Linked DNA regions of Homo sapiens: region 1 is linked to region 2. A link is an interaction called in ENCODE POLR2A ChIA-PET data of the cell type or tissue named here. Cell type or tissue: PC-3. All regions are shown on one strand. Links, peaks and the distances in the headings refer to the core of each region. The heading gives the core; the rest is flanking DNA. Region 1 has its middle 140 kb from the start of ESX1. Region 2 has its middle 61 kb from the start of ESX1.

Region 1 (9,114 bases), core at 2,120-7,119, 79 kb before region 2:
ACAGGCTCATAGGGGAGATCATGAGCCTCTCAAATCACATAAATCACACAGCCTGTCATCTGCTGACCGTGCTCCCATGGAGCCAAATAATCTCTCATTACCAGATGAACTCCCTAAAGAGAATTAGGGACTATGAGCACGTGAACCAATAAGAAGAATAAAAGGGTGACTTTTGACTCCCTTTCATACAAAACTTCTGGAACCCCTAAAGCTTTGATGACGGCACAATCCTTTTCCAAAAGGAGTCGCACAACTTGTGCCAATATCCTTTCTTGAATGCTTCCTTCCCTGCCTCCTGCCCCCTTCCCACAAGCCTACCCATTGCCCTCTGCTTGTCACTTGCCCTGTGTACTCTTTGTCTAGCAATTGCTCTAGCATGCACTTGCCTCTGCATTCTCTCTGCTGCCACTCTGTAATTACAAACTCTGTCAAGGTTATTGGGAACTAACACAAGTGATGCCATCCCAGAGTCAACACTCCTGAGAGAGTAGAAACACGCTGTTGTCTAAAAAGAATAAGGGAAGCCAAACCCAAATCTAATCATTTTGAAGCACACTGAAGTGCCCCCTCTCCCCTGACTGTATTAATTTAGAGGCAAATCTCTTTGGGCAGGCTGTTTCCCTACCACAGCACCAGAACCTTTCACAGGGACAGCTCCCAGGTAGTCTTGTTATTTTGAATCCACTCACACACGCACACTCCATTCAGTCAGAGAAGGAGAGAGTACTCCACAGCCCCACAGCTGCTGGTGCCAGAGTTGGGACTAGGACTCTGCCCTTTAAGCTCCAATCAGCTGCAAAGCCTGCAAAGCCACAGCTCAGCCATTAGCTCAGCCAGGCTAGTGATTAAGGGTCAGGCAAAAGAAGACCTGAGCTGGCACCTGGAGTGCAAGTATAATTTGGATAAATTGAGAGTAGCAAGAAGGGCATTCCAGTCATATTATCAGAGGCCAAAGAATGTTGGAAAGGCCTTCGGAAAGAAAGGCACACAAAACCTACTCATAAAACAGCGAGACATCCAAATTGGCAGTGGCATTGCATACATGAAAATTTGGGATTGAGAATAAAGACTGGCATGCTACATGGAGAAGCACCACTGTGCAGAGGTTAAGAGATGGGCTTTGGTGACAGGCTGCTTCTGTGTGAATCTTAGCTCCTCCTCTTCCTGGGTATGTATTCCTGGTCAAATGATCAATCTATGTGCCTCAGTCTCCTCATCTTCAGAATGGGGACAGGAATAGAATCATCATACGGTTGTTTTCAGTATTCACTGAGTTAATACACATAACTGGGAGCAGTGGCTGGCACATAGTAAGTGCTCACCAGATGTCAGTTGTTATTATTATTGTGGGGACAAATTGTGAAGGACTTTGAATGCCGGTCTCAGAGAGCAATGTGGAGTCAGGCCCTGTCTCATACTCAGTCTCTGCTGCATCCTTCCCCATGACTGGGGTTACTTTGTGAGGGTCATGCACTCCCAGCTGCAGGCTCGGATCTGCCCCGCACTCTAGGATTCACCCTGACCATAGGGCAGAAGGTTTTCAGCCATACCTTCCCAACACTGTGGGACTTTGTCTCAAGCCACACTTTCTGCTGGGTCAGCCCTTACCTCAGGTCCCAGTTCTGTGAAAAACACAGTCCTCTTGCTCCTGTGGCACAGTTCCCCCTACAGTCCTTCCTAAGTTCTTGCTACTGCCTTTTCCCCTTTGCCTAAGCCCAGTGCAGCTGTGGGGCTGTGAGTACTCTCTCCCTCTCTAACTGAATAGTGTGGGCATGTGTGAGTGGATTCAAAATAACAAGACTATCTAGGAGCTGTCCCTGTGAAAGGTTCTGGTGCGGTGGTAGGGAAACATCCTGCCCCAAAGAGATTTGCCTCTAAATTAATACCTTCATAGTTCTCCCATCCCTCAAGCACTAGAGCACTGTGTTGCTCTTGCCAGTCCTCTCCTTCCCAGGAACTATAGTCCTGGCCCTGAGCCCCAGTCCAGTCTAACCATGAGGCCTGCTACCTCCTGACAGCCTTCTTTGATACTGGACAACTGCCAGCCTGCCTGAACCTCTAGAATCTGCAACTGGATTCTAGAAGTCTGTATTACTTTGCATTGAAGCCCCTGACAGAGAGGACATGCCAGGATTATTACCTGCCAAACCCTGTTGTGCTGTGTTCTGCTTGCTGGATCATAATTATTTCCATCACCTGCACTGTATGCTCCTCAGGGTTTGCTCCTGCCTTTGATGTGAAAGGAGGTGGAAACAGATCATGCAAGGCCTCCACTGCCATACTAAGGTGCTTGAACTTGATCCTAGAGACACATGTCTCTTGCACTTTTGCTATCTCATTCTCTTGAAAGCAAAGAGACAGCATGCACCTCTGATTTACATATTCATCTATTAATGTATACGTTATACACAAGTGCTACCATTCTAAGACACTATGCACATGAAACACACACAAATATAAAAAAACTAAACAATGAATAAAAACAAACATAAATAGAAGCTCTAATATTTTCTTCTTAGAAGCTGTATATCTTAGAAATGTCCCTGTGGAAGCCAGATATAGAATATGGTTTGGAGAAAGCAAACATGGGGACCAGTTGATGGACTGTGGCCGTGATCAAAGTAGGGATGATGGTGGCCACAACTAAGGCTGTGGCGGAAGGGATGAAATAGAGACATGGAATAAAATATGAAAAAACTCCTTGAGCACCTCATGATCAAGTGGGGCATACAAAATAAGCAAGGAAATATTATCTATGATAAATGTCCTGATCAGCTCCACCCTTAGTTCTGGTCAAGAGGGAACCCTGGCCTAGGTCCCAAGCTTTAGAAAATTATGCATATCACTAACACACCCACTCAAACACATTACACTTACCAAAAACACTTAACTGCCTCTGTCACTCCGGATCCAGGATTCAGCACTGTTACACCTTTATCCATATCCCTCAACACCCACTCTCATGGTTAATGCTGTTCAGACAATGATTTCTATATTTACTGCCCTGTGTTCTCAAAACAAAAGGCAACGCGGTCTGCATGCCATGCAGGTTTGGAGGTTGTACTTCTGCCAACTTTGAAGGCTGACAATGTCTTAGCACATGGAGAGTATTTGGGAAGGAGAAAAGCATTGGCAAAAGAAAAGGCAAATTAATTGCCCATATGAATGTAATAGAGTCTTGCATAAGGAAGTATTGTTTCTCAGAAATGCCAATCATCCATTTTCATGCTTCCCTCGTATTATAATTCATGGTTCCAGAAGTATTCATGAATTAGCATGGCATTTAACAATTGCACATGGCTGCTAGGAATATTTTCCAACATCAAACAGTATCTATTACTCTTAATATATAGGCACAGGTTTAGATGTAACTTACATAAGGCATGATATCCATTTTTCATATTGGCAACTACGTGGATACTGAACATTAGAATTAATACTTCCGTACTGTACCTAAAAGTACCTGTTATGTGCTGTTGTTTTCTGTTGCGTTCTGTACCTAAAAGGAGAAGGTATTAGAGGATCTTTGTTTCCTTCCAGTTCTGGAACTGTAGTCTGATGAGTAAGGCAAAGGAGAAGTAGCCAACATTGTTTTGTTTTATTTGAACAGGGTATGATATGATGAAAAGGGCACTTGAATCTAGAAAAATTTAGTAGTAGTATGTAGCATAAACAGAGTAGGAAGAAATCAGAAACAGACAAAACACTTCAGGAAGCAATTACAATAGTCCAAGTAAGAGGTAATGAGGAACTGAGTCATTTTCTCTTCTATTATAAATTTATTATTTCTTCTGAGTTTTCTCCATCATCACATGAACATGCTTAAGTAGCTGCCATTTTAATAAGGAAAAATCTTCCCTTGATCCCTCTAAATACTTTCCCATATCTTCAATCCCCCTAATTGAAATATTGAAAGAATCATTTAACCACTGTCATTTATTTTATCCCTTACTATTCTCTCCTCAATCCGCTCCATTTGGGCTTCCATCTCTGTACTCCATTGAACATGCTCTTGCTAAAGTCATCAACCATCTCTATGTTGCCAAATCCAATAGATATTTTTTTCTTCATCCCTGTTCTGATTATCTATTTCTGCATTTAAAAAAGCACCCCAATCTTAGTGGCTTAACAATCATTTAGTATCTCTCCCAATTTCTGAGGGTCAGGTATTTGGAAACAATTCAGGTAGCTCCTATGTCTCACAGGGCTGCAGTCAGATAATGCCTGGGGCTGGAATCGTCTGAAGGACTGTTCACTCATATGTCTGGTGCTTGCTCTGAAAAGGCTCAAATAGATGGGGACTAGAACATCTGGGCTCATTAGACTTCTCTCCCCTATCTCTATGTGGTCTCTTCATGTGGTTTATACAGCACAGTGGTGTCAATGTCATTAGACTTCTGACATAGCAGCTCAGGGCTCCAAAGGCTCATGTCTCAAGAGAGAGAAAGAGAGCCCAACAGAATCAGAATTATATTTTCTGACCTACTCTCAGAAGTCACATAATGTCACTTGTATCGCTCACTATGGGTCAGGGCAATTCACAAAAGTCCACCCAAGCTCAAAAGGAAGGGATATACATGCTCACAGTGTAACTAAAGCATGTGGGAGAGGAGTTATTATTATGGTCATCTTTGGAAAATACAATCCCTCTTTCTTCAAATATTCTTTTCTGTTAGTATCCAAGATACCTTCCTAGTTTTCCTCCTACCTTAATGACTGTTCTACCAGTTTCCTTTGTTTGCTACTCTCCTTCGCTCAACCTCTAAATGAAGGTTTAACCCAGGGCTTGGTCCCATTGACTGTCTCCTTTTCTCTATCTTCACTTATTAACCCTTGGTGACCTTTTCCAACCATATCGCTTTAAATGACAACTCAAAAATTTATATCCCCAGGCTTGATGTCCTATGTAGTTCCACATTTATATTCCCAGTTGCCTGCCATTGTCTCAGAGATTCTAAATATATATCTCAACATGTCCCAAACTGTAGTCCCCTCATTCACCCAAAAACAAACTCCCACTGACTGAGGTGGATGATTTTCCTAGCTCAGTAAATGTACCACAAGTTATCCAAGTCGCATGGGTTAACCATCAACTCTTCCCTTTCCCTCATATCTAGTATGTAATTCATCTGAATGTTCTGTCAAATGTATATTCACAACATATCCTATATCCTCCAACTACCATCACCTTAGTCCAAGTCACCATTATCTCCAGCCTAGACTTTTCAAATAGCTTACAGATAGGTAGTCTTGTCTCTGGTCTTTCCCTCTTACAATTCAATCTTCACAAAGTAAATGAGTGATCTCTAAACAAACAAACAAAAATACACCGTATCAGGTAAAAACCCTGCTTAAAACCCACCAATGGCTTCCCATTGCTCTAAGAATAAAATCTAAATTCTTTCCAGAGCCTACAGAGTTCTAGCTTATCTGGCCACTGTCTACCTCTCTAACCTTATCTCCTACCACTCTCTCCCTCATTCAAAAATCTGTAGCTACACTGGCCTTCCTGCTGCTCCTCAAGCACATAGAGCTTATTCCTGCCCTGGGGTCTTTGCACTTGTTCTTCCCGGTATATCACATGTTCTTCCCCCAAGTCTGACTGGGTGGCTCTTTCCTATCATTCAGGTCTCTACTCAAATGTCACCTCCTTGGTGATGCTTTCTGTTACTATCCAGACTAAATTAGTATGAGCATATACACATGCACTGTGTGTCATTCTAACATACATTTCTGTTTAATTCATAACATTTACCATAATCTGAAATTATCTCCTGTTATATGTGTATTATCCTCCTCCCCTTCTAGAATGTAAAGTTCACTAAAGGAGGGATTTTTGTCTGTTTTCTTCATTGATGTGCACATGTGTGAGGCACTCCACATATATCTGTTCAATAAATGAACAAACCAAGTTGGAGTGGTGATGAAAATGGCAGATGTCAGAGACAGTTTAAATAGTCACACTGCAGGTTTATGCTATCAACATTTTGAAAACATCAAGGTCGCAGCCCAGCAGTAAGCCCCAGATGCCTCCTGGAGCCTAAAGTAAGGAAAGGAAATCTAAGTTATCAGCACCTTAGGTAGTCCTTGACCCATATGCACCACTTTCTCTCTACCTTTTCTCTGGAGTCCCTCCTCTGTGTCCCTATCCTGTTTCTCTCATCCCATTGCTTTATCCTTCTCTGCTTGTGCCTTGGGCATACCTGTAGTTCCCTCCCAAACATCATTCTTAGTGTCTTTCTTGGAGCCCTTACATCTAAAGCAGTTGTAGGACCCTTCCAAGTATCCATTAACTGAATACTCCTTTCTTCTTTCACATATTAGTAATAAATCTGGACCGAGATGATTGCTATTATGAATTTTAAAATGCCAAGCATTCTGAATTTCAGAAAAGCACTCTCTTCCCTCTGATTTAAGGAAGGCTACTCAAAAACATTTTTTAAATTTTGAATAGATTACTAGGTCCACTCTAACGCCACTGATTTTAAATTCTATCTAAGGTTTTAAAATTGAAACCAAACGAGTAAATGGGCCCTGCTGTAAATCAACAAGCCCAGGCTCATTCCCTGCTGAGCTGGCACCACATCAACCCAGTTAGCCAAGTTGCCATGAAGAAAGAAATAAACACTAAAAAATGTACGTTAACCGAAGTGTCTACTTCCAGCTTCAGGTGTTACTAGCTTAAGGAAGAGTCTAGAACAGGCAACTCTCTTAACTGGTTGTTAGCCTTAGTTCAGATTCAGCCTCAAGGCTATAGACTGTATTCTGATTTTAAACTCATGAATGTTTGATTCACTGTTATTGACAGTTTAGGGCAACTGCTCAGCACCTTTTCTGCTTCATCTGCTCAGAAATCTCAGGAAGTTCGGGTTTGCTTCTGAATAAATTCTGTTTCATGCTGACTTCAAAAAACCACCTCTAGCCTCTTCTCTACTTTTCTATATCTAGTCCTGGTTGCTGAGAGCTATGTCACTCCCCCATCTGCTCTTCCCTTGTGGCAGCACTCACAGCTTTCCACGCCCAGTGTGACACTGCAAATAAGACTCTGTTCAGCAAGACAGATTCTACTCACAGCTCCACCAAGTCTTTTCCCATCCTCACCCAGCCTTACTCTGTTTTGTTTGCCAGGTGAGCCATGGGGGTTGGTGTGCTACTTTATCCAGTCAAGAAAGCCTTTTGTTCGCTCCCGAAGGACTCCTATACTAGAGACTGCAGGACAATGTGTGGATGGGGAGGATTGTGAATGCTGAGGAAGGGCCCTCCTGCTTCTCTTCCCCACTCCACCCTGCACCTGGGCAACCCATGAGCTGTTTTCTCTGCTTCTGGAAAGAAAAAAAGATTTGAAGCTCAGCCTCAGGACAATCAGTGACGATTTGAAATAGATTTGAATGATTTGAAACAATACCCTGACATACCCTATCAACTAGGAAATTCGGGGATCAGGGGACATGGGGAATTGCTCCTATGTGTTCAATGCAGACAGCCTGGCAGTCAGAGGTTGTCTGCAGTCTTACATCTATGACTGGATGCTGTGAAAGAACAATGTGCAAGAGAGGTAAAGGCAGGGAAGAAGCCAGTATTAGAGCAAATGCCTTAAGTATTTCCTGGGCAGGATCCGCGCCAGGCCTTAAAGTCTTTTAAGGTCTGTGTCATGCACATTGCCCAGGTTCATCACTGAATACTTCATTAAAAAAAAAAAATACCTGAGGTTGATCTTACACTGTCTCCCCACCTCTACGTAATTCTCCTGAAAACCAGAAGGGCAGACGAGGGATCAGAGTTCTCCCAATTTCCTCCACTCTTCAAAAGTGATGGTACCCCAGTTGTTGACCCACTCTGCAGCAAGAAATTGAAATTGAATGAGAAGGCTTGGTCCACTTTGAACACACAATATGATAAGGAGACTTTAGAAAACCATCAAATGGGGATTCTGGTTATTTGACCTGCTTGAGATGGAAATGGGCATCTCACACACATATCGATTGTGCAGCTTTACCCAAGATGTGCTGGCCCAATTGAAGAGAAAGTCTTTCTTCAAAACTCCCTTGTTAAGTTATGCCCAACAATGATTCCATAGAAAACTCTGAAAAATAAATCTAACCGCAACTTTTTCTCAATCCAGGCTTCTCGTACCTTCATTTTCCTTTCTGTGGGCTCTTTCATTGATCTAGCTGCCAAGCACAATCCATTTAACTCAGTTCCTTGCTCCACACTTTCCTATTCATTAGCATGTGTTCTTGTGGCACTTTGTTCTAGATTTCAACGGGAACATCTGCAAAATCAAACTCCCTTGTATCTCTCCTACTTGTGAAAAATACTAAATATACCATGTCAACTTTTAGCAGAAACACTGGTGGAGAATCAGAGCAGCCAAACACAAATAATTCTCATTTAGCTGGAACAACAAAGGCCTGGATTCTAGACTTCCCTCTGGAGAATACTTGGCATATCATGTTTCTTCTCTGGGACTTGGTTTCCTCATTATAAAGTTAAGAGGCTTGACTTACATTGGAAAACCAGTTCATGGTCTAACCAGATGGCCTTTGGCTAAAGATGTTTTGTTGTTTCTTTTCTTGTTTGTTATTTGATGACCTACAAAGCAGCACTAAATATAATCAGGTTTGAGAGCACTGGGAAAGCCACTTCTCCAACCTAGGGAAAGGAGAGAGGAGAAAAAAAAGATTCTTCCTATCAGCTAGCTTTATTGCCAGAATTTCCAACTGTTTTGCTGTCTCTGAGCAGCTTCTTTTCAAATGCTTATCACTCTGGGATGGATGGCATGTTAAGATGTCATCAGCCTAGAAGCTGTAAGTTAGGCCGGGTGCAGTAGCTCATGCCTGAAATCCCAGCACTTTGGGAGGCTGAGGCAGGAGGATCACCTGAGCTCAGGAGTTCGAGACCACCCTGGGCAACATGATGAAACCCCATTTCCACTAAAATACAAAAAATTAGCCGGGCATGGTGGCACTTGCCTGTAATCCCAGCTTCTTGGGAGGCTGAGGCAGGAGAATCGTTTGAACCCTGGAGGCAGAGGTTGCAGTGAGCAGAGATTGCGCCTCTGCACTCCAGCCTAAGCAACAGAGAGACTCCATCTCAAAAACAAACAAACAAACA
Region 2 (9,114 bases), core at 2,177-7,176:
GAGAAAGAATTGGATGCCAGGTTTGAAAAACAGCAGGAAAGTCTCTTAGTGGAAGCTGACAGAGGTGGCCTGAGAGAGGGTATCAGGTTTGAGACATATCTAGGCCAGAACAAGAGCACACAAAGTCAATATGTTTTCGGTCACTGCCTGCTAGCAACCTGGTAATGGGTTAGGAACGACAGGCAGAAGAAAGGAATGGAAGATATGTCCCCTGAAACAGATGTTGCAAACTGACAGCCCATGGGTCAGATGTGGCTCACAAAAGTGTTGCCTGCACATGTGTGTGCACATGTGTAGGTATGTGTAGTATGTGTGTTTTGTTCACTGCGGTCAAGGTTTACATAAATAAATATTTCTACCTACAAATTATTCACATCTGGAAAAAAGGTAAGAGAATTTAACACACATCCCTGGTATATTAAATTCTGAAAGTTTACATTTTTCTTCCAACAGTCTTACAGCTTCACTGAGAAATTCAACTCTAAAATATGCATAAAAATAAATAAAAGAAAATATATACATAAACCATCAATTAAACTTATTTGCTACCGATGAAATCAGGGAGAGAACCCGTTTCTTTCTTTCTTTCTTTCTTTCTTTCTTTCTTTTTTCCTTTTTTTGAGACAGGGAGACAGGGTGTCACTCTGACATCCAAGCTGGAGTGCAGTGGCGCAATCACAGTTCACTGCAGTCTTGATTTCCCAGGCTCAAGTGAACTTCCTACCTCAGCCTCCTGAGTAGCTTGGGCCACAGGCACCTGCCACCATGCCCAGCTAATTTCTTCATTTTTTTTTTGTAGAGATGGGGTTTTGCTATGTTGCCCAGGCTGGTCTCTAACTCCTGAGATCAAGCAATCTGCCTGCCTCGGCCTCCCAAACTGCTGGGATTACAGGCGTGGGCCACCACAGCTGCCCGTTTCTTTTTAACAACGCTGAGAATTAATACATAAAATGGGGAGTCTATAGGCTTACACTGAATAATAATACCTAGAATTAGCACGGTATTCATAAGTAGTACTTAATAAATATCCTTAACTATAAGTTACTGCTTCCTATCGACAGATTGTTTTTAATTGGGCATACTGCTTTTTAAAAATTGGAATGTGTTCCCAATATTTAAAATAAGGAAATTTTATATAAAGATCCAGATCTGGGGCCTCTCTTAAAAACTGGTAGCTTTGATTCTCACAAGGTAACAATTGGCAGGAAGTGAATTGCAGTTGTTACCTCTCCCTCCCCACTGTCTCCCAAAAGGAACACACCCAAAGGAACACACCACACATCCTCTGCCTTGCCCCAGCAGACAGCTGGAAGGCAGTATAAGAGAGTGACTAACAGTGTAGACTCTGGAGCCAGAGTGCTCTGTGTCCAAAGGTTACTTCCGTCTGGCACTGTTGAATGGTGTGACTCAGGTAAGTTATTTAACATCTCTGTGCCCCAGTCTCTTTTTCTGAAAATCACGGCTCATAATAAAACCTACTTTACAGGATCATTAAGAGGATTAAGCAAGTGAGCTAATACATACAAAGAGCTTAGCCCAGTGCTTAGCCAAAAGGTAGGCACTCAGTAAATGTTAGGCATTGTTATTTGAATGCAGTAGAACAGTAGTTACGAGCAAATGCACTGGCAGAAAGACAAAAACCACATGCTCTCACTTACATGTGGAATCTACAACAATGGAACTCACAGAAGCAGAGAGGAGTTATCAGAGACTGGGGCATTGGGGGAATGAAGAGATGTCAATCAAAGGTTACAAAGCTGCAGTAAGACGGGAGGAATACCTGATAAGTATTTAAGGTGATAGGTATGTAATTTAGATTGATTCTATCATTCCACACTGTATGTGATATGGTTTGATGTTTGTCCCCTAAAATCTCATGGTGAAATGTAATCCCCAGTGTCAGAGGTGAGGCCTGGTGGGGGTATTTCTTTCTTAGAGGCAGATCCCTCATGAATGGCTTAGAGCCATCCCTTGGTGATGAGTGAGTTCTAGCTCACCCTCAGTTAGTTCACACAAGATCTGTTGTTTAAAAGTCTTGGACTTCCCCCTTCTCTCTCTTGCTTGTTCTCACCAAGTGATATGGCAGGTTCCTCCTTTTAAGTTTTCTGAGGTCTGCCAGTGTCATGTTGCTTGTACAGCCTACAGAACCATGAGCCAAAATAAAACTCTTTCTTTATAAATTACCCAGCATCAGGTATTCCTTTACAGCAATGCAAATGGACTAATGCAGCATACATATATCATAACATCATTGTGTATCCCATCATTGTATACAATTATAATTTGTAAAAAAAAAAATTAAAAAATCAAAAGAAACCCATCAAAAACAAACAAAAAAGAGCATGTGCACTGGAGTCAGCACCAAAATCCCAGCTCTAGAAAGTACTAGCTGTGTAGCCTTAGAGCAAGTTACTTACTATTCTTCAGTTTCCTCCTCTGTTAAATGGGAACAGCAATGATATCCACCTTGTAGGGTTGCTGTGAGAGGACTAAGTAAGATAAGGTTTGTAAGGTGCTTGGCACAGAGTAAATACCCAATACAGGTTACCTATTATTGTGGTTCCTACCCATCGGGAAGATGAGATTAGCACACAGGGCACAGGCCAGGAAGATCAAATCGAGAGGCAGGTTGAGTGATGGGTAAACTAAAAAGCCTATGAGGAGTAGGAGATGATGAGAAAGTTTTAAAGCACATTTGGGCTGGGCGCAGTGGCTCACACCTGTAATCCCAGCACTTTGGGAGGCCGAGGCAGGCAGATCACCTGAGGTCAGGAGTTCAAAACCAGCCTGGCCAACATGGTGAAACCCTGTCTCTACTAAAAATACAAAAATTAGCTGGGCATGGTGGTATGCACCTGTAATCCCAGCTACTGGGGAGGCTGAGGCACGAGAATCACTTGAACGCAGCAGGCAGAAGCTGCAGTGAGCCAACATCACGCCATTGCACTCCAGCCTGGATGACAGACCTAGACTGTGTCTCAAAGAAATAAAAATAAAAGTAAAAAAATAAAGCACATTTTAAGGCCAGAGCAAACATTAGGGACTTGCTTCAGAGGCTGACTCTTAAGAGACAAAGAAATGTACCCATTTAATCTGCCACACGCCCAAGTGTGTTGGGAACGTGTTCCATAAACCTACACCCCTTGAAAGGCTACCTACCTTTTTTACAACCCATGATGTGACCAACATGATACACTGTGTTTTTAGACATCCAAGATAATTACAGCACTAAAAATAATGGCTCCATAGATATGAATGTTCCTGAAACTGACAGATGGGACAAGTAATGGAAGCAGAAATAACAGTGCAGGAGCAGCACTGCTGTTCAACCTCTCTCTGCCTGGCCTCTGACAAGGTAATCAAAACACATACAGAAGAGCTGCATTTTCAGCGGGGTGATGACACTTATGCATTAATGGATATCAAACTTTAACGACCACAAGACTTGGAAAGAGAAAAGCAGAAGTCTTCCTCCTGCTTCCCCACTTGTGGCATCCTCAGAGTCCTGGGCAGGATTCACTGATAATTTATGATGAGAGGGTTGATATCCAATTCACCAAGTATATCTGGGAGACAAGTATGATCATAAACAGCCCAAGGCAGATAAAACTCACATCTTAATTATCTATACATTCTCGCCTCATGACGCTTGTTGCACATCAACCCACAAATTATCTAAAGGAAAATTTTAATCTCAGTGAGGCTTCCCCCAATGCCTTTGAATACCCTATGTCCTCAGATGTGTGTTCTTGGAATACAAATTCATTTTAATATTACCCTAGGAAAAACAATAAGAAAAAGCCTACAGGCCAGGCATGGTAGCTCACGCCTGTAATTCCAGCACTTTGGAAGACCAAGGTGGGTCAATCACTTGAGCCCAGGAGTTTGAGACCAGCCTGGCCAACATGGTGAAACCCCGTCTCTACTAAAAATACAAAAATTAGCTGGACGTGGTGGTGGGTGCCTGTAATCCCAGCTACTCGGGAGGCTGAGGCAGGAGAATCTCTTGAACTCGGGAGGCAGAGGTTGCAGTGAGCCGGGATCATGCCACTGCACTCCACACTCCAGCCGGGGAGACAGAGTGAGACTCTGTCTCAAAACAAAAAAAAAGAAAAGAAAAGAAAAGAAAAGAAAAAGAAAAAGACTACAAAACAAAAACTAATATGGTATCTAAAGGTATGTGAAATTCTAAAAAACATTTTTCTAGTTTTGCTGAAATTTTCCATAGTTGTGGTCCATGCATTGTATTACTAAATTTGCATATGCTGTGGGAATTAGCTACAGCAAAATTTTAAGTCCAGGTTGTTTTGACCTTGTTTCCAAGAATGCCCCAAAGCCTCCTCTCTTCCATAATACTTAGCTGGTGCTCAACTCAGCAAGTGGAAAAGAAGTAAACTAGAACTAGAAAAGTAGATCTGCCAAAAACATTTAATGATTCATTCTGAGGTCAAGTGCAAATGATATGTGGATTAGCATGACTAAGCTGGCGATAACCCACATTTATGAAGTGCTGTGCCATTCAGGAAAGGGCAACAGCCAAAATCAGGCTGGATGGTCAGTGTTGAGATAGCAACGGATTGTATTCAGAAAAATATCTGATAACTGGTGTTAGCATCTTCTCCGCCCTCCCCAGTGTCCAGAAAAGAAAAGCCAGCACTAGACTTCTAAATCAGTACTTCTCAAACTTTAATGTGTATACAGATCACCTGGGGATCTTATTAAAATTCAGATTCACATTGAGTAGGTCTGCAGTGAGACCTGAGCTTCTGCATTTCTAACAAGCTCCCAAATGCTGCTGACACCTCTGGTTCATGCATCCATGCTTTCAGTAGAAAGAGTCTAAAGCAGGGGTCAGCAACCTATGGCTCAGAGGCCTGTCTTTGTACAACCTGTGAGCTAAGAATGGTTTTTAGATTTTTTTTAATGGTTGGGAAAATAAATCAAAATAATATTTCATGACACACAAAATTGTATTAAATTCAAATTTCTATGTCCACAAATGAAGTTTTTTTCCTGGTACACAGACATACCTGTTCATTTACTTATAGTCTATGGCTCCTTTCTAGCTGAGGTGAATATTTGCAACAGAGGCCATATAGTCTACAAACCTAAAATAGCTGGAGGCCTTTCCAGAAAAAAAGCTATCAACCCCTGGTCTGAAGTATTAATGAAGGGGATTATACTGTATTCACACAGAGAGAAGGGCTTTGAGTATCATTACACAGAGAGAAGGGCTCGAGACAGCTTGCCCTTCCTTCTGCTGAGACTGGGAGGGGTCAGAGAACTGAGTAGTAAAACCGGTGCACCCCATGCAGGTACAGCACCCCCGACAGGTAAGCAATCAAAAGGAAGACCTGAGTGAGAGGTATCTCTGGACCCACTTGGAGCAGCAGTGCCAAAGGCAATTGATAAGGACCTGCACATGATGGCCGCCTCTGGGAGACCAAGGAGCAAGAGAAAAGATGAAACCACTAAGAACTAAGGATCTGGCCCTCTCCTGATTTTCTGGCACAAAAAAAGCCCAGGACTCTTTAGTGATCTCCCGGGAGATTGTAGGAAACCCTCAAAATAACAGAGATGTAATTCCCTGTCCATATACCATGTTGGGGGCTCTGAAAAGACTCTATTTAATTTATAGAAATAAAGAAACAGGGCCAGGCGCAGTGGCTCACGCCTGTAATCCCAGCACTTTGGGAGGCCGAGGCAGGCGGATCACCTGAGGTCAGGAGTTCAAAACCAGCCTGGCCAACTTGGAGAAACCCCGTCTCTACTGAAAATACAAAAATTATCCAGGCATGGTGGCGAGCGCCTGTAATCCCAGCTACTTGGGAGGTTGAGGCAGGAGAGTAGCTTGAACCCAGGAGGCGGAGGTTGCAGTGAGCTGAGATCGCACCACTGCACTCCAGCCCGGGTGACACAGCAAGACTCTGTCTCAAAAAAAAAAAGAAAAAGAAAAGAAAGAAAAAAATAAAGAAAGAAACAGGCAGGGCAAGGTGGGTCACGCCTGTAATCCCAACGCTTTGGGAGGCCAAGGCAGGCAGGCCATTTGGGTCCAGGAGTTTGAGACCAGCCTCGGTAACACAGCAAAACCCAGACTCTACAAAAAAAAAAAAAAAAAATTAGCCAGGCTCAGTGGCTCAAGCCTGTAATCCTAGCACTTTGGGAGGCCAAGGCGGGTGGATCACCTAAGGTCAGGAGTTCAAGACCAGCCTGGCCAACATGGTGAAACCCTGTCTCTACTAATTAGCCGGGCGTGGTGGCGGGTGCCTGTAATTCCAGCTACTCAAGAGGCTGAGGCAGGAGAATCACTTGAACCTGGGAGGCAGAGATTGCAGTGAGCCAAGATCAAGACAGAGCAAGACTCTGTCTCAAAAAGAAAAAAAAATAGCTGGGGCGTGGTGGCTGGTGTGCACCTGTAGTCTCAGCTACTCAGGAGGCTGAGGTGGGAAAATCACCTGGCCTCAGGAGGCGGCCGTTGCAGTGAGCCGTGATTGCATCACTGGGTGACAGAGTGAGACAGAGACCGGGCACAGTGGCTCACGCCTGTAATCCAGCACTTTGGGAGGCCGAGGCCGGAGGATCGCTTGAGTCTAGGAGTCCAAGATCAGCACAGACAACATAGAGAGGCCCTGTCTCTGCAAAGAATTTTAAGAATTAGCCAGGTGTGGTGGTGCACGCCTGTAGTCCCAGCTACTTGGGAGGCTGAGGTGGGAGGATCATTTGAGCAACTTCAATTTATTTCTCACAGTTCTAGAGGCTGAGAAGTCCAACCAAGATCAAGGTGCTGGCAAGGTAGGTTTCATTCTGAGGCTTCTTCTCTTGGCTTGCGGGCAGCCACCATCTTGCTATGTGCTCACATGACCTCTTCTTTGTGCACAGACACAGAGAGAAAGAGGGGGAGAGAGGGAGAAAGAAGAGGGAGGGGAAGAAAAGGGGGACAAAGAGGGAGGAAGGTGAAGGGAGGAAAAGGAGGGGAAAGTGGGGCTGGGGAGGAAAGGAAGGAGGGAGGCACAGAGAGGGAGGAAGGAAGACAAAGAGAAAGGTGCTCCCATGCTCTCTGGTGCTTCTTCTTATAAGGACATTAATTCTATTGGATCAGGGGTCCAAACATTACTTCATTTAACTGTAATTCTGTTCTAAATATTTTATCTCCAAATATAGTCACATTGGAGGTTAGGGCTTCAACATATGAATGGGGGTGGGGGGTGGGAAGGGACACATTTCAGTCCATAGCATTGCGCTTGGTGATGTGGACTAAAAACTCATACCTGCTATGCCCATTTATATTCCTGATCTAATGAATAAACAGAGAAGGTGACTAACCTCTGGTCTGATTTGACCTGAGGACACAAAAAAGAACCCTAATTTCAAGTTAGCTACTCCACTAACCTGTCGCTGGCCCCCAAACCCAATACCAGAATTATTCCTTTGAGAGAAAGTTACTGAAATCAAAGGTCCAGGTCAAAGTATAAATTCATTAAAGAGAAGAGCTACCCTTCTCCGAATAGCAGAGGAAATTCCCTAGGAGGTCTGGGGACCCAGCCCAATGTGTCCTGGACAGGAAATTGAGCGTTGTAGCTAAGAGTGTGGACTGCCATGTACTCAGCTCTTTGCCCTTGGGCAAGTCATTTAACCTCACTGTGCCTTAGTTTTCCATCCACAAAATGTGGATAAAACCTCTTAGGGTTGTTGCAAAGATTAAATCATTTACTATGTAGTAAGCTCTTTGAATAGAACCTGATACATAGTAAGCATTTGATGGATGTTAGCTATTATTTTATCTTAGAGATTTGAGGACATTTTGCATTCTACTCCAGGGTATGTTCAAGTTAGTTGCCACCAAGAAAAAGTGACAGTCCAGGAAGAGGCAATACATACGCCCTGCTACACTGCCACATACATTCAGAATTGTACATTCAGAAATGAAGCCAGGGCCAGGCATGGTGGCTCACACCTGCAGTCCCAGCACTTTGGGAGGCCAAGGTGGGCAGAATACCTGAGATCAGGAGTTTGAGACCAGCCTGGCCAACATGGTGAAACCCCGTCTCCACTAAAAATACAAAAATTAGCTGGACGTGGTGGCGCATGACTGTAACCCCAGCTACTCTGGAGGCTGAGACACGAGAATCGCTTGAACCCAGTTGATATGGTGAAACCCCATCTCTACTAAAAATACAAAAATTAGTTGGGCATGGTGTGGTGGCCCACGCCTGTAATCCCAGCTACTCGGGAGGCTGAGGCAGAAGAATAGCTTAAACCCGGGAAGTGGAGGTTGCAGTGAGCTGAGATCGCGCCATTACACTCCAGCCTGGGCATCGCATCGAGTCTATCTCAGAAAAAACAAAAACAAACAGGAATGAAGCCAGGCCGGGTGTGGTGGCTCACGCCTGTAATCTCAGCATTTTGGGAGGCCAAGGGGGTTGAATCACCTGAGGTCAGGAGTTCAAGACCAGCCCGGCCAACATGGTGAAAACCCGTCTCCACTAGAAATACAAAAGTTAGCTGGGCGTGGTGGCACATGACTGTAACTCCAGCTACTCTGGAGGCTGAGGCACGAGAATCGCTTGAACCCAGGAAGCAGAGGCTGCAGTGAGCCGAGATCATACCACTGCACTCCAGCCTGGGTAACAGAGCAAGACTCTGTCTCAAAAAAAAAAAAAAAAAACAAAGAAAGAAAGAGAGAAAGAAAGAGAGAGAGACAGAAAGACGAAGGAAAGGAAAGGAAGCCAAGGACAACCTTTGGAAAGAGAGAAGAGACACTGAGGAACAGAAATCAGGCAAAGGAAGGTGATCTGAGAAAAATCTAGATCTTGGAGTGTTGTCCAGAAAGGTCTAATGTAGATAAAAACAACTGGGGCAGTGTGGAGGCGGTGTAAGGGCAATGGGCCCCTGGGAAGAGAGGAGTGCTTTGAGGCTGCTGAAGACCTTTCTTGTGAGTTCCAATTTCTGAGTTTCTCTGGGGCAGAAAGATCTTTCAGCAGTCCCAACCCAGACCTGCTCTGCCCCAAACAGAGGCAAGAGCTTTGCCTAAAATATCCAGAATACCAGGGAGTTTGCAAAAAAAAAAAAAAAAAAAAAGGCCGTTTTCTCTTCCTCTTCCCTGAACAAAGCAAT

The links. ChIA-PET counts read pairs that join two places held together with the same protein. Peaks named below come from ENCODE experiments on the same cell type or tissue, not always from the same donor. Only the 100,000 strongest peaks of a DNase experiment are listed, where the experiment ranks them.
Region 1: POLR2A ChIA-PET joins it to region 2 with 29 read pairs; 2 of 35 experiments call an interaction of 5 or more read pairs at or near these places.

Annotation. Positions count from the first base shown.
Region 1 is chrX:104,390,018-104,399,131 of GRCh38, reverse strand. No RefSeq gene overlaps it. Among named protein-coding and RNA genes, the nearest start is that of ESX1, 140 kb to the right of the region's middle. In PC-3, for the core only: no CTCF peak of the experiment used is centred there; no DNase peak of the experiment used is centred there.
Region 2 is chrX:104,311,130-104,320,243 of GRCh38, reverse strand. No RefSeq gene overlaps it. Among named protein-coding and RNA genes, the nearest start is that of ESX1, 61 kb to the right of the region's middle. In PC-3, for the core only: no CTCF peak of the experiment used is centred there; a DNase peak (open chromatin) is centred at 4,473; H3K27ac peaks cover 1,588 bases.